2 separate regions of the Homo sapiens genome follow, and region 1 is linked to region 2. A link is an interaction called in ENCODE POLR2A ChIA-PET data of the cell type or tissue named here. Cell type or tissue: PC-9. All regions are shown on one strand. Each heading gives the region's core, and the rest is flanking DNA. Links, peaks and the distances in the headings are about the cores only. Region 1 overlaps UNC5A (unc-5 netrin receptor A). Region 2 overlaps HK3 (hexokinase 3).

Evidence for each region. ChIA-PET counts read pairs that join two places held together with the same protein. Peaks named below come from ENCODE experiments on the same cell type or tissue, not always from the same donor. Only the 100,000 strongest peaks of a DNase experiment are listed, where the experiment ranks them.
Region 1: POLR2A ChIA-PET joins it to region 2 with 17 read pairs; 3 of 35 experiments call an interaction of 5 or more read pairs at or near these places.

The regions. Positions count from the first base shown.
Region 1 is chr5:176,824,892-176,834,229 of GRCh38, reverse strand. All of the region lies in intron 1 of UNC5A (unc-5 netrin receptor A), which reads right to left. Among named protein-coding and RNA genes, the nearest start is that of UNC5A, 19 kb to the right of the region's middle. RefSeq lists an enhancer at 3,072-4,028. In PC-9, for the core only: no CTCF peak of the experiment used is centred there; no DNase peak of the experiment used is centred there.
Region 2 is chr5:176,891,351-176,898,211 of GRCh38, reverse strand. It overlaps HK3 (hexokinase 3), which reads left to right. Exons shown (of 19, transcript NM_002115.3): 2 at 2,027-2,148; 3 at 6,662-6,824. The coding sequence starts at 2,053. Among named protein-coding and RNA genes, the nearest start is that of HK3, 4.6 kb to the left of the region's middle. In PC-9, for the core only: no CTCF peak of the experiment used is centred there; no DNase peak of the experiment used is centred there.

The DNA.
Region 1 (9,338 bases), core at 1,869-4,368, 66 kb after region 2:
TTCTCTTCCATACTCCCGGCAGTGTGTAATTATTTAATTTCTTCATTGGTTCACTGGTGCACTGCATCCCCTCCACTGGAGTATCAGCTCCTGGAGGTCACACACACAGCTCCGCGGTGCTCCACCTCCCCAGTGCCAGCTTAGAGCCCAGCACAGATGCGGCACTCCACAAACATTTACTGAAGACCTAAGTTGATGAATGAGAGAATAAGAGGCTGTGTGACTGGGCCGGGTGCGGTGGCTCACACCTGTAATCCCAGCACTTTGGGAGGCCGAGGCGGGCAGATCATGAAGTCAGGAGTTTGAGATCATCCTGGCTAACATGGTGAAACCCCGTCTCTACTAATACAAAAATGAGCTGGGCGTAGTGGTGGGCGCCTGTAGTCCCAGCTACTCGGGAGGCTGAGGCAGGAAAATGGCGCGAACCCAGGAGGTGGAGCTTGCAGTGAGCGGAGACCGCACCACTGCACTCCAGCCTGGCGACAGAGCAAGACTCCGTCTCAAAAAAAAAAAAAAGAAAGAAAAAAGATAAAAAAAGAGGCTGTGTGACTGAGCTAATGAGTGCAGCCACAAAGGGCAGAGACTCATGGGCTATGCTTGAACCTGTCAGGGAGAGGAAGCTGGGGTCCTGCAGGTGCCTAGGGAGGCCCCACCTGAGTCCCAGGCCATGGCCTAAAGATTGTGGGCTGGCGTGGACTGGATAAAGAACATGTGGTACATATATACCATGGAATACTAAACAGCCATAAAAAAGAATGAAATCATGTCCTTTGCTCCACATGGATGCAGCCGGAGGCCATTATCCTAAGTGAATTAATGCCGGAAGAGAAAACCATGTTCTCACTTAAGTGGGAGCTAAATATTGAGTACACATGGACACACAGAGGGAAACAACAGACACAGGGCTTACTTGAGGGTGGAGGGTGGGAGGAGGGTGAGGACGGAAAAACTACCCATCAGGCACTGTCCTCACTACCTAGGCGACTAAATCACTTGTATGCCAAACCCCAGCACACACAATGCACCCATGTAACAATCCTGCACACGCACCACCTTGAACCTAAAGTAAAAGTTGGAAGGAAAAAAAGATTCTGAGTTGGGTTCCTCTCAACTCCAACTTGGCCTCGGCCTGAGAGGGTCTTGCTGTTTCCTGACCTTGGCCAGCTACCTGCATCCTGGGTTTGAGAGTGGCTACCACACGTGCCAGTCCTGTGTGTGGCACTGGGGAGGGAATGGAGGATTTAAGAAGGCATGAGCCTCCTTTCGTTCCTCCTCTGCCCAAGGGCTGACCAAGCCCTGGCCATCCAGTTCTGTCCCTGCCTCCACCTCTGCCTGTCATGGCCTCGTCAGTCCTCATTTGGAGGACTCATCTGGAGATCATCTGGAGTCCTCATTTGGAGATCACTCGAGTACCAACGGCTCCCTCTTGCCCAACCAGCTTCAGCTTGCCACTGCCATCCTTCTAAAACTCAGATCTGAGTCCACTGCTTTCCTGATTGAAAATCTTCAGCAGCTCCCTACCATCCCTAGAATGGCTCAACACCCCTTGGTGTGCCATGAAGGGCCTTGTATAAGGTGGACCCAACTTAGCTTCCCAACCTGAGCTTCCTCCACCATTACATGGTCATAGCAGCAGCGGCAGCTGAGGGGTCCTGTGTTCTCACCACACACCACACAGGGCCTTCTCTGATCCTCTCATCCTAGAGGCTAGGTGACTGCTGTCCCCATCCTTCAGATGTGGAAAGTGAGGCATGATTCAAGCAGATAAGTGACTTGCTCCAGGGTGAACAGCAATAGAAGCAAAAAGAATTACTACGAGAGCTAGCTTGGATCAGGCGTGGACTTTGCTCCTGCCATTGTCCTAAGCATTTCACAACTGTCACCCCATTAAGTCCTCACTCCAGCCCTGTGAAATCAGACTGCCAGCCAAACACCTGACTTCTCCACAGCTCATTTACTGCATCTCTAAAACGGGAGCATAATAACGGCACCTCCTCCAAACTCTGCATTGAGGCTTCAGTGAGAAAGTGTGAGGCCAGGCATGGTGGCGCACGCCTGCAATCCCAGCACTTTGGGAGGCTGAGCTGGGTGGATCACCTGAAGTCAGGAGTTCGAGACCAGCCTGGCCGACATGGTGAAACCCCGTCTCTAATAAAAATACAAAAATTAGCCAGGCGTGGTTGCAGGCACCTGTAGTCCCAGCTACTCGGGAGGATGAGGCATGAGAATCACTTGAGCCAGGTAGGTGGAGGTTGCAGAGAGCCGAGATTGCACCACAGCACTCCAGCCTGGGCAACAGAGTGAGACTCTGTCTCAAAAAAAAAAAAAAAAAAAAAAAAAAAAAGAGAGAGAGAAAGTGTGTGAAAGTGAAAGTGCTTAGGAGAAAATAAGGTTGGTACCTGAGGAGGGACCAGCTTGAGTGGGCTTTGGGAAGATGGTGGGTACAGCAGTGGGGATGGGTGGGTTGAGAGCAGACAGATGAGGACTTCAGTCAGGAAGCAGCGGCCAGGGGTCAGCTCTGGGAGGTGGAGGTGGGCAGGAGACGAGGAGACAGGTGTGAGGTCACTGTGCTTATGGGGAAGCCCCGCTCTGGGCACTGCAGGAGGGTCCAAGGTGGTGCACAGCAGAGCCGAGTGGTGGCGAGAGGGCCTGTCAGGGAAAACCAGCCCAGCCCACGGCTAGGCCCCTTCCATGGGGCAGAAAGAGGGGCCAGCCCAAGGCTTGCCTTCCTAAGGAATGGAGCCCCCAGGTCACACCTGGATGCGTGCTGGCCTTGAGCATTCCTGCGCAGAGAAGGCCAGTATCCCCGCTGTGTTGGGTAAAATGTGATGAACAAAAGGGGTGCCAGGTCCCTGGCATTGGAGCCCTGGCCCCAGGGACAGGGAGAGGGGCCCTGGGGGTTCCATACAGCTGCCTGGAGTTACCAGCTGCAGCCCCATAAATCGAGCCCTGGCCCGGGCTGGCAGTCCATTAACATGAAAGATTTTATCACACTTTACAACCTCCCTGTCTTGTATGGCGACAGCAGGTAATTAAAACAATAATTGTTTTCTGATGTTGCTTCTGCAGAACGATAAAAGCTTCTAGTTATTTTCCTTTCACTGGGGTAGGTGAGGGAGGGGTTTGACCCGAGGCACGGAGGTGGGGGGTGGGGCAACAGAAGGATGAGGAACGGGCTTCTGTGTGGCCACCACAGAGCGAGGCTGCAGGAACTGGGCAAAGGCCTGATCACCTCCCATCTCACACACACACACACCAGCACACACACACGCCGGCACATACACACAGGCCAGCACACACACACCCACACACACGCCGGCACATACACACACGCCAGCACATACACCCACACACACACCAGCGCACACACACACGCCAGCACACACACATGCCAGCACATACATGCCAGCGCACACACACGCACACACACATGCCAGCACACACACGCCAGTACACACACACCTACACACACGCCAGCGCACACACACCAGCACACCCACACATACATGCCAGCACACACACGCGCCAGTGCACACACATGCCAGCACACACTCCCACACACACCAGCACACACACACAAATGCACACGCCAGCGCACACACACACACGCCAGCGCACACACACACCAGCATGCACACACCAGCACGCGCACACACACACACACACACCAGGACACATGCACATGCACACACACCAACACCCACACACACACATGCCAGCACACAGCAGCACACACATACGCCGGCACACACACACCAGCACACACACACGCACAACACACACACACACATGCCAGCACACAGCAGCACACACACGCACTGGCACACACACACCAGCACACACACGCACAACACACACACACATGCCAGCATACAAGCAGGCGCACACCGCACCCATGCCCCATGGAGGCACATCCTCCAGCCCAGGCTTTAGCGCACTGTGAGCTGCTCTGGAGAGGGCCACCCTGCTTGGGAGCTCCTGGGAAGGGAGTAGAGGGTCCCCAGCCAAGACGACTGGCAACAGCTGAGACCTGGCGGAGGTGGTCTGTCTGAAGGCCTAGGGAGCCCCTTAGAGCGGTTCTCATGGCACCCAGAGAGGAAGGTGACAGGGACAGGCTTTAAAGAGTAAAAGTTTTGTGACTAGCCTGTCCAACATGGCAAAACCCCATCTCTATTAAAAATACAAAAATTAGCTGGGCATGGTGGCACACCCCTTTAATCCCAGCTACTCGGGAGGCCAAGGTGGGAGAATTGCTTGAACCAGAGAGGTGGAGGTTGCAGTGAGCCGAGATCACGCCACTGTACTCCAGTGTGGGAGACAGAACAAGATTCCATCTCAAAAAAAAAAAGGAGCAGTGATGTGGAAGTGAGAGGGTTGGAGGCCTGTGGTAATGAACCAGCCCCGTGGTAATGAACTTGTACTTCCCAGGTGTAGAGAAGCCTGGCACACCCAAGGTGGCCTGCCTGGGGACTTGAGGGACTGATTCAGGGATGATAGGATGCCCAATATGGCAAGGGAGTCTTCTGTGCCCCGTGAACAATCATCCACCTTCCCTCCCATTGATCCATCCATCCATATATCTACTTGTCTATCTACCCATCCATCCACCTCCCACCCATCCACCCACCCATCCATCCACCTACTTTATCCATCCATCCATCCATCCATCTTTCATACGTCCACCCATCCATCCAACCACCCATCCATCCACCCATCCACCCACTTTATCCATCCATCCACCCACCCAACCATCCACCCACCCACCCAACCATCCACCCACTTTATCCATCCATCCATCCATCCATCCATCCATTCATCTTTCATACATCCACCCATCCATCCACCCATCCACCCACTTTATCCATCCATCCATCCATCCATCCATCCATCCATCCATCCATATTTCATACATCCATTCATCCATCCACCCATCCACCCACTTTATCCATCCATCCATCCAGCCACCCATCCATCCACCCATCCATCCATCCATCCATCTTTCATACATCCACCCATCCATCCAACCATCCATCCATCCATCCATCCATCCATCCATCCATCCATCCATCCATCTTTCTTTCTTTTTTTTTTTTTTTTTGAGATGGAGTCTCGCTCTGTTGCCCAGGCTGGAGTGCAGCAGCGCGATCTCCGCTCACTGCAATGTCAGCCTCCCAGGTTCAGTTCAATTGATTCTCCTGCCTCAGCCTCCTGAGTGGCTGGAATTACAGGCGCACCACCACACCTGTCTAATTTTTGTATTTTTAGTAGAGATGGGGTTTTACCATGTTGGTCAGGCTGGTCTCGAACTCTTGACCTTGTGGTCCGCCCACCTCGGCCTCCCAAAGTGCTGGAATTACAGGCATGAGCCACCGCGCCCAGCCCCCATCCATCTTTCATACCTCCACCCATCCACCCATCCACCCATCCACCCAGCCATCCAATCACCCATCCATCCATCCATGAACGAGCAGTGAGCATGAGCAGGCCATAGTCCCTGCCCTCAAGAAGCGTGTGTTTTAACTGGGGGTGGTACAGAACATAAACAAGTAAGTAAGTCAAGAAAGTCATCTCCAATGTGGATAAACGCCATGAAGAAGCTAAAGCAGAGAGTGACAGGCTGCTACTTGAGGTTGGAGGCCCAGGGGGAACCTCGCTGAGGAGGCGATATTTGAGTGAGGCCAAACAACCCAGGGAAGCCAGGGGAAGATGGGGGGGCTGAGGCTTCTGGGCCTCCGTGCCCTCAAGGGACTCTTGGGTCCCCTGATTCCTACTCCCTGGTCCTGCCACCTCCAGCCCCATGCCCAGGAAGCGCAGGGTGGGCACAGGTGGGTGTGGAGTGGTGACTCCCCACACTGATGCCATGAGTGACATCACACTCGGGGCTCCCTCACCCCCACTGCCCCCCAGGTCTGCAGCAAATCACCCTGATGCTTTAAAACAAATACCTCTTAATCACTAAAAATTGAAATGATTTCATGTGAAAATGTTAATGTATTCGGAATCACAGCCGCGCACTGCGTCTGACAAATTAGCACCCAGCCTGCCGCATTGTTTGTAGCCGCATTTATCCTGGTGACAAGACACACACACAAAACGGCAGCACAGAGGGGCAGAGAGGGCAGCTCCTGGCTGGGGGTGGGTGTGGAGGAGGGGGAAGGAGGACAAAAGGGGGCTTGCAGAGGGAAACAGGGTCCACAGGGTCCGAGAGGGCTGAGAGAGGCCCAGACCCGCTCTGACCCTACAGCTAGCTGCACCTCTGGGGGCTCCCAGCTGCTTGGTCTCCTCTCCGGTCCTCTGTTGCCAATCTTGAACCACGAGACCTACACCAGGCTAACCTGGTGGCCACGCACAGATTCAGGCACCAGCAAAGCAGGAGCACCAAGACATGAGAAAAATGTTTGCAAGAATTTAACACTTCAAATATAAGAATCAGGACATGGAGAAACTGGAACCCTCGTTATTGCTAGTGAGAATGTAAAATGGTGCAGTTGTTAAGGAAAATAGTTTGGCAGTTCCTCAGGAAGTTCAACATAGTTACCGTATGACCCAGCAATTCCACTCCTAGGTGTATGCCCAACAGAACTGAAAACAGGTCTTTAAACAGATACTTGTACCCAAATGTTCAAAACAGCTTATTCAGTCGCCAAAAGGTAGAAACGACCCAAATGTCTACCAATGGGTGAATGGATAAACCAAATGTGGTCCATCCATACAATGAAATATTATTTAACCACAAAAAGGAATGAAGGCTGGGCATGGTGGCTCACACCTGTAATCCCAGCACTTTGGGAGGCCGAGGTGGGTGGATTATTTGAGGTCAAGAGTTTGAGATCAGCCTGGCCAACATGGTGAAACCCCGTCCCTACTAAAAATACAAAAATTGGCTGGGCGTGGTGGTGCATGCCTGTAATCCCAGCTACTCGGGAGGCTGAGGCAGGAGAATCGCTTGAACCTGGGAGGCGGAGGTTGCAGTGAGCCAATATTGTGCCACTGCACTCCAGCCTGGGCGACAGAGTAAGGCTCTGTCTCAAAAAAAAAAAAAAAAAAAAAGGAATGAAGCAGTGATGCATGCTTTCATGCTACAACACGGATGAACCTGGAGCACATTATGCTAAGCGAAAGAGGCCAGGCACAGAGGACCACAAATTACATGATTCCATTTACATGAAATATCATAATAGACAAGTCCGTAGAGACAGAAAGCAAGTTGCTGTTTGCCAGGGGCTGGGGCAAGGGGAGAATGGGGAGTGACTGCTTAATGGGGTCTCCTTTGTTCTGATGAAAATGTTTGGGCCGGGCGCGGTGGCTCACGCCTGTATTCCCAGCACTTTGGGAGGCCGAGACGGGCAGATCACGAGGTCAGGAGATAGAGACCATCCTGGCAAACACAGTGAAATCCCGTCTCTACCAAAAATACAAAAAATAGCTGGGCATGGTGGCGGGCGCCTGTAGTCCCAGCTACTCGGGAGGCTGAGGCAGGAGAATGGCGTGAACCCGGGAGATGGAGCTTGCAGAGAGCCGAGATCGTGCCACTGCACTCCAGCCTGGGCAACAGAGCAAGACTGTCTCAAAAAAAAAAAAAAAAAAAAAAAAGTTTGGAAACTAGATAGAAGTGATGGTCGCATAACATTGTGAATGTACTCAATGCCAATGAATTGTGCACTTAAAACGGTTAATTTTATGTTACGTGAATTTCACCTTGATTAAAAAATGGCAAAGAAGAATTAAAAAAATGGAAAGAAAAAATATATATGCATCAAAGTCCAACTTCATCGGTTGGACTAAGCTCATTTTACCAGTTACTGTTTGATCCTGGGGTTGCTGAGGCCTGCGAAGGGTGGAAGTAGCCTGCCTGGCCTGCTCCCTGCGCCCTCCCATGGCTTCTACCCTTGCCCCTGTCCCAGGCCTCAGGATCCGCTCCATGATAGCCCAGGCCCAGTCATTCTTCCCATTTCATAGATGGGGCAGAAGAGTGTATCTGGCCTGGGCTTGTGCTGTAGCAGCAGAGCAGGTCTGGGAGCCAGGCCCCCTCCGACCAGCTAACCCTAGCAAATGTGCCCTCAGCCCCTCCTGCTGTGCGTCTCTGGAAGCAGAGGTGGCTTCTATGCATGTATAAATGAACACAGACACAAGTCATCACACCTCTCCTCACCCAGCTCCACATTCCCTGTGACCAGACCAGAGTAGGCCCTTTGCTGCACCCGCAGCCTGCTCCTTCTGTCATTCAGGTCTCAGTTCAAGTGTCACCTCTTCCAGGACTGTCCTGTCTCACTGGCTACCCAGCATGCCCCTGCTTCCAGCTCCCTCATGGTCACACGGCCCTCATGCTCATCTGTGGCACCTGACGCCGGGCCTGGCGCCAGCAGGTGCTCAATAAATGTTTATTTAATGGCTCAGGTGCCATTGTCACCTAGCTTTGTCCCTCAGCCCATCCCCTCTGCTTCTCTTAAAAGCTTTATGAGGCTCTGGACCTTCTGCCCATTTTGCTGCCATGGAGCTGGGGCTGGCACCTAGCTCTGCCATGGTAGCTGTGGGATGTGGGCACGTCACTCACCTCTGAGCTACCCATCGAGAGCTTTCGTGCAAGTACATCGCCAGTGCTCAGCAAGTATGCTTGTCCTGCCCTCGCCCCCCTTTCCCAAGTTTCTCCCTGAAACCTTCACTGCATCCTGTGCCTTTTCTACCTGGTATCCTTCCATGCTCTGCAGATTCCAAATGGCCTCTGTGTCCTGTCTGTCTACACTGTTCACACTGTCCCAGTTCACTCCTGCTGCTTCTGAGCACAGCGTCCTCCGGCCGCTCTCCCTGCCTCCTCCCAGCGTGTCCTCCAGGCCTCATCGGCGGGTCCTTCGCCAAAGCCTTCCTCAAGGCTGCCTCCCCTCCTGCTCAAAACCTTACACACACTCCTGGGCCCCTACTGCTCTCTCCCGGGCCCCCTTTTGGCTTCCTCAAAATTGTCCCCTGAATCCTCCTTTCCACCCCAGCCATGGCCATTCCCTAATCATCCTCTTTGAATGGGATTCGAGCTCATGCATGTCGGTGATCAGCTCCTTATGAAAGGGTCTCTCAACTCCACTTCCCACCCTTATTGCATCTGAAAGTGCCACTCCCAGTTTCCAATTATCTTTTAGATGTTTCCACCTGACTATCCTCCACCACTTCAAACTGAACAGGCGAAATCTAAGGCCCCAAATGCAGACTCCAAGAGCTGGGAGGGAGGGAAGGAGAGGGATGGCCCTGCCCATGGCCTCAGTACCTGACACCCACCAAGCACTGTGCACAGGGTGGGGAGACGCAGCCTTGGTGTGCACGGGAGCGGGGGTGAGTGGCAAAGAGAG
Region 2 (6,861 bases), core at 1-2,500:
TGGGGTAAGGAGGTGAAGAAACTAGAAGCAGAGCTATCAGTTTAGGAGGCTGTTGTAATAATCAGGCCGGAGGATGGTCTGGTGCAGTGTGTGGGAATGGGGAGGAGGGGATGCAGAGGAGAGCTCTTAGAGAGCCTGAGATCCAATTGCATAGAGGAGGTGAGGGTGAGGGATGCGCGCAGGCAGCCCGAACGGCCGTGTGAGTGAGCACACTTCGATGTCTCCAGTCAAGGTGGAGAACAGAAGAGCTTTGTGGGGGTAAGGTGATGGAAAAATGAGTATGGCTTTGTTGAATTTGAGGAGCTTCTCCACCATCCAGATAGTGATGTCTAACAGACCACTGGGATTTAGGATTTGGCTGAGGCCAAAGGTAGATTTGGGAGCCCTGACACAGCTATTAATGAAACCTTGGGAATGGGCGAGATAAAGGGAGTGTAGAGGGAGGGCATGACCGAAACTTGGGAACCCCATTGTCTGAAGGAACAGAAATTACTGATGAAGACTACGAGAGACTCAGGAAGGAGACCTAGGAGAGACTGGCCGTGAAAGCCAAGGACAGGGGGAATTCTGTAGCAAAGAGAATGACTACTGGCTTTGCATGCCTGAGAGAGGGCAGCAGAGGTGGGGACTGAGGAAAAGGCTTGGGATTGGGCAGTTAGGAGGTCACCAGTGACCACGTGGAGGGCAAATTAGTGAGCATAGTGGGAGTAGGCAAGGAGGGGAGTGTAGGGGTGGGAAGGTACTATATTTCCAGAAGTTCTGCTGTTGCAAGGAAGGGAGGTAAAGTGACTCAGTGGACAGATGTCTCTTCCCATATTGGGCCCTCTGCTGTGTTTCCCTTTTCCCCCACCCCTAAAGAGCACCTGACTCACTGAGGGCTCCCTTGGGACTATGGAAACAGCAATACCACCTCCAGCTCGGATGAGCGAAGTATCTGACATTTCTACAGTTCCTTACAGTGTGCAAAGGACCACTAACTCCTTTAATCCTCACAAGAACTGAGCTTTTCATGTTATAGAGGAAATGGAGAATCATAGAGTTTCAGTTCAGATTCAACTACATAAATCTGAATGCACATCTGAGCAAGTTCCTTTGCTCTCGTGATCTCATTTGCCCCACACAACCCTTTGATACATGTTGGTCCCATTTCACAGATGAAAAGCCTGGAGGTTGAGATGGGGTGCAGCTGCCTTGTGGAGAGCAGGGTTCCCACCTCTGAGTACAGGGCTCTTTCTGCTCTGCATCACTTCACTGTTAAAACCCACCTGATGTTTATGTTGCACACTACATCTCATAAAGCATTTCCCCAGGTGTTATTCTATTTAGTGCTCACAACAACCTTGTGAGGGTAGATATTATTTCCTCCTGTTTTATGGATGGAAGCTGAAATTCAAAGAAGTCATAAATGACGTCCAAGGTCAGGTCACTAGTGGAACCCCTTTCTGAAGCACAGATCCACCCCTGTCCATGACCCCTGTTGCCTTCAGGATGAAATTCATGTGCCTTAGCCTGGCACAATGGCTGTCCCTTTTCCAGCCTGCCTGCTTCTCTGGCAGGTCTTTGGTTCCCTCTTTGTTCCAAGCCTCTAGCATGTCCCTGACCTCCCAACCACAGCAGCATGTCCATCTATTACATGTGGCCATCTTGCTCACTGCCTGTGCTAATCATACTGTGATTGTTGATGAGACTGTGAGGTCCCTGAGGGCAGGGCCTAGGTCTGCTTCATCTGTACCACAACGTCCAGCATAGCAGGCATCAGGAACTGGTGAATGTCAATGAATGACAGAATTAACGAATGGCATTTGGACTGAAATCAGCCTTTCCAGTGCTCTCTCATTAGACATGCTTGTGAAAAACAAGGGCCTTCTGGTTGACTGCTACAGGATCTTTGATGGTTGGAGGTTCTGAATTCTGCTCCCAGCTTCCTTCCTGGTCCCCTTCAGAAGGAAGGAAGTTGGTCTGGGTTACAGACTCCTAGGGCCTATAGAGTAAATGGTTGACCCAGGTTGTCCCTTTTCTCCCATAGGTGGCCACCTTCCACTGTGGAAGCTCATGGACTCCATTGGGTCTTCAGGGTTGCGGCAGGGGGAAGAAACCCTGAGTTGCTCTGAGGAGGGCTTGCCCGGGCCCTCAGACAGCTCAGAGCTGGTAAGTTCAGCACTGGGTTCCTGTTTCATGCTTGTCTAAGGCCTTCAAGAGCAGCGTGACTGAAGCTGCCATGGGGCCCTGGGCTCTCACCCATGCAGCCCCTTTCCACTGAGCTTTTCATATCTGAGCTGGTAACGATCTCCTTTCATGCTCCAAACAACTGCAAGGTTGGGCTGATCATCTTACAGGTGATGAAGAGGGATATAGAGAAGTGTTATGACTTGAGTTTAAGACATGACAGGAGCTTGAGCTGAGGTGTTTCAGCTCCAAACATGTCATTTTTGCCACCTTGCCACACAGGTGCCGCTCCCGCCCCAAGTGGGTGACACAGTCTAGAGTGGACTTTCTCAGGGTTATCTGGTCAAAAGTTGTGTTCTTGAGACCTTTCCTTTCCCGCCTCTCCAGTTCCTCCTGCATGTCTCCCTCAATGTAGCCGCTACAATCAGGCACACAGACGATTTTAGTGCCAAACTCATGCCTGAGGCTTGCTCAGAAGTGAGTTTCTTCTTTTTCTGTCATCTTGACCAAGATTTAGAAGCTGTCTCATACCACACCCTTGAGCAGGAAACTCTTGTGTAAGCCATTTCATATCTCTTAGTCTCTGTTTCCTCATCAGTAAAATGGAGGAAAATAAAGTCTAATCCTCCCCACCCCCTGAAGGCTAATGGAGATAAAGGACTTGCCTATGGCCGGGCGCGGTGGCTCACGCCTGTAATCCCAGCACTTTGGGAGGCCGAGGCAGGTGGATCACCTGAGGTCAAGAGTTCAAGACCAGTCTGGTCAACATGGTGAAACCCCGTCTCTACTAAAAATACAAAATTAGCCGGCATGGTGGCACATGCCTGTAATCCCAGCTACTTGGGAGGCTGAGGCAGGAGAATCGCTCGAACCCGGGAGGCAGAGGTTGCAGTGAGCCAAAATTGTGGCAGTGCACTCCAGCCTGGGCAACAAGAGCAAAACTCCATCTCAAAAAAAAAAAAAAAAAAAGTCCGGGCGCAGTGGCTCAGGCCTGTAATCCCAGCACTTTGGGAGGCCGAGGTGAGCGGACCACAAGGTCAGGAGATCAAGACCATCCTGGCTAACACGGTGAAACCCTGTCTGTACTAAAAAATACAAAAAATTAGCTGGGCATGGTGGCAGGCGCCTGTAGTCCCAGCCACTCGGGAGGCCGAGGCAGGAGAATGGTGTGAACCCGGGAGGCAGAGCTTGCAGTGAGCCAAGATCGTACCACTGCACTCCAGCCTGGGTGACAGAGCGAGACTCTGTCAAAAAAAAAAAAAAAAAAAGGACTTGCATAGAGGAGGTGCCCACTAAAGGGTACTTGAGTCATTCTCTGCAGTTTCTTTAGTTTTCTGGCATATTCTGACATCCACTTGACTAGGCTTGTTGCCCAGATTGTGGAGGCATTACCCCTCGCTGCATTTCATGCTCCCACTTCCCCCTTGTCCAACCTGTACCCCAGACCCTGCTGCAGACAGTTCTTCTGTGCCTGACCCACAGCCGTGCCTCAGGAGTGACAGCGGTGGCTGGGCCACAGTGCCTGCCCAGCCAGGACTGGCTCTAGGGCCTGCTGTCATCTCCTCCCTCGCTTCTTGCCCCTCCCTGATGACACTCCTGTGCAGGCCCACATCTGCCCTGCTGGCTCCATCACATACACCTGCGGTTGAAAGAATCCCTTTCGGCTTTGGGGGACTTCACAGGGACACCAAATTTCCCATGGTCCTGGACCCCCAACTCAGCACCACAGGCCTTACCCTGTGCTCCCCTTGCCATGACCTTAGGTTGAAAAAAGTTAGTTAACCACGTGTGGCCAGTTCCCAGTACCATCTCAGAGGCCCTTCCCCACCCCTTCCACCAGGCTTCTCTTTGTCATCAGAGAGGGTATGGAGTCAGGCTCTCCAGGCTGGGTGTGCTTTGTGCTCTGAGGACAGGGAATCCGTGTTCCACTGAGCATCTCCTATGTGTGACACTGTTCCTCCACTTCAGGTTTGCTGTCGTCTCAGTCCTCATGGCATCTCTGAGAAGTAGGTACTATTGTTCCTGCTAGATAGAGGGGTTGCTTGCTCAGAGAGGTGAGGTGATGGGCCCAGGCCAGCAACACAGCAAGTTGGTGACAAGAGCCAGTGTTGAAACCACATTGGACTTCACATGCTCTCTAATGCCTTTCTCCTTGCTCTTCTGTCTGAGGTCTCTCCCTGCTCTTCCTGGGGTGTCAGGGGTGGCTCCGATAGCTTCTCCTGGCTTGTGTGTGCCTCACCAGGATCTGCCAGGGAAGTCCTTCTGTCTTTCTTGCAGTTCTGCTGTCTTCTAGTCTCTCCTCCCGAACATCTCAATATGCCCAAGAGGAAAAGGAAGAAAAACAATTTGCCCAAGCCATTGACTTCTCCGTGACTCTACTGTTTTCATGAAGCAATACTAAAACGCCCCTCCCATCCCAATGGCACTTGGCACTTCCACATACATTACAGCCTTTAATTCTTATGCCACCACAACCATCCAATCAACAAATCCTGCTTCCAGCTGGTGCTCCTCGTGGCCCTCAGATGTAGCCTTGAGCAAGACATAGTCCCTGGCATTGGGGGACTTCCAAGTACTATTATTTTCTCAGTTTTGCACGAAGAGGTGACTGAGGCTCAGAGAGAGGTGTGACTTTCCCAGGACTGCAGAGCCAGAAAAAGGGAGTGCGAGGACTCAGCTGTAAGTTTTCTCAAGCCGGATCATCTGGGGTTTCTTTCCAGCAACTTTCATCAGCCTTGAGTTCTTTTCAAGGGAACTTTCTAGGTTTTATAAAGCTTCACATTGACATAGAAACATCTCTGCATTCAGGTAGATATGGGTTCAAATTCTCCCCTGCCCCTTCACAGCTGCTTGGCCCTGCAGATGACTTGCCCTCTCGGAGTCTCCGTTTCCATATTTCTAACACTTGGGCAGCTGGGGCTCAGAGGGGCAAGGCTGAGACCCCGCCTGTCCTGCAGCTCTTTGACTTTGCTGCCCACTGCCTGAGTTCCTGGATGTGCAGCCTGTGAGCAAACAGGGTCTGCAGCTTGGCTTCAGCTTCTCTTTCCCTTGTCACCAGATAGGCCTGGTCAGGGTGAGATAGAGTGGGCATGGGCACCCCTAGCAGGCATGGCTGCTGGAAGCATGTGCTGTAAGGCAAACGTGTAAGTGGACATCTGGCACCCCAGTTAGGATGATTCGCCTTCTTAGGGATCTGTTTCCCATTCTCTTCCTAAAGCAAGAGGTGGGACTGAGTTGTCCTTATCTCCCTCAACTGGCAGCTTCTCCTCCCAGCCTCTCCTCCCTGGAGCGGCCTTATTATCCAGGTGCCTGAGTTGTTATTCCAAAGATAAGTGTCCAGTTTGGGGCAATAGGTCATTGAAATGGAACTCCTGTGTGACAGGAAGTGGGGGCTTTGGAAAGTCTGAGCCTGAGGAGGATGGAGTTGCCAGGCTGTGACCCTTCAATGAATCCAGGGAGGCTGTTGGGGCTTCTTTGAAGGATGGGTGAGAGAGTCATCTAGGGGAGGGTATTTGCTCACAGGGATGAGGTCCCTGGGGCTCTTAAGCTACTGGGCTTCTGGTGGAGTGACAGCCTGGGGTGTCCTGGCTTCTGCCTTCCCTGCCTTCTCACCTGCCCCTTCAGACTCCGATCCACTCCCGGATCAGTCTTCTCCAAATCCATCCCCTTGCTCTTCCCCTGGATCTTCGAATGGCTTGTTCCCTTCCTTCATTTAGATCACCTCCTCAGGGAAACCCTCTTGAACTCATATCTAAAAATACCTCTTTCTACCCTGGTCACTCTCTAATTTCTTATCCTGCCCCCCTACGTTTAATAGCCACCATCACTACTGGAACCAAATTGTATGTTCACGTGCTTAATTTCTGTCTCCCACCCTGGAATCTAAAGCATTTGTTGCTTCTTGGGTGGTTATGTGTGTGCGGTGCTTAGAATACAGCTGGGTGCATAGTGAGGGCTGGAGCAATGTTTTGGGAAGGATGACTGACTGAAAAAAGGACCATCCTCTGCAGTGTGGTCTCCAAATGCTCTCGTGCTGGGCTTTTTCAGGCTTCAGAGTCTGAGAGTGGATTAGGAGAGGGAAACACTTGAAGTTTGTTCGTGCATTTGTTTATTCTCTTGTTCGTTCAACAACAACTCACTGAGAGACTCTTGCTGTGGGTCCTGGGGAGCCAGAGAGCAATCATTAGTGGTATGGCAGGAAGAAGGTCTTGCCAAACCCTGAATTCAAAGAAGAGGAGGGGTAGGGTAGAGGATGTAAGAAATTGAGAAGGAGCCGTGAGGTAATGGGGCAGGAGGAGGAAGAAGGTGGGTTCTCTTTCCAGGACAGAGCCTTCTGAGGATGCCAGAGCTGGGTGCAGGCTGTTGGCAAGAGAGTCAGGGTGTATGAAGAGCCGAGGAGTGGGCTGGGCAGGGCAGGCCTCTGCCTTGTTTGGAGGTGGGGAGTCTGGCCAGCCCAATGGTGCTCCTTCCCAGATGTTGGCCTGTTTCTCCCCAGGTGCAGGAGTGCCTGCAGCAGTTCAAGGTGACAAGGGCACAGCTACAGCAGATCCAAGCCAGCCTCTTGGGTTCCATGGAGCAGGCGCTGAGGGGACAGGCCAGCCCTGCCCCTGCGGTCCGGATGCTGCCTACATACGTGGGGTCCACCCCACATGGCACTGGTGGGTATCATAGATTGAGATGCGTGGCCAGGCCTGG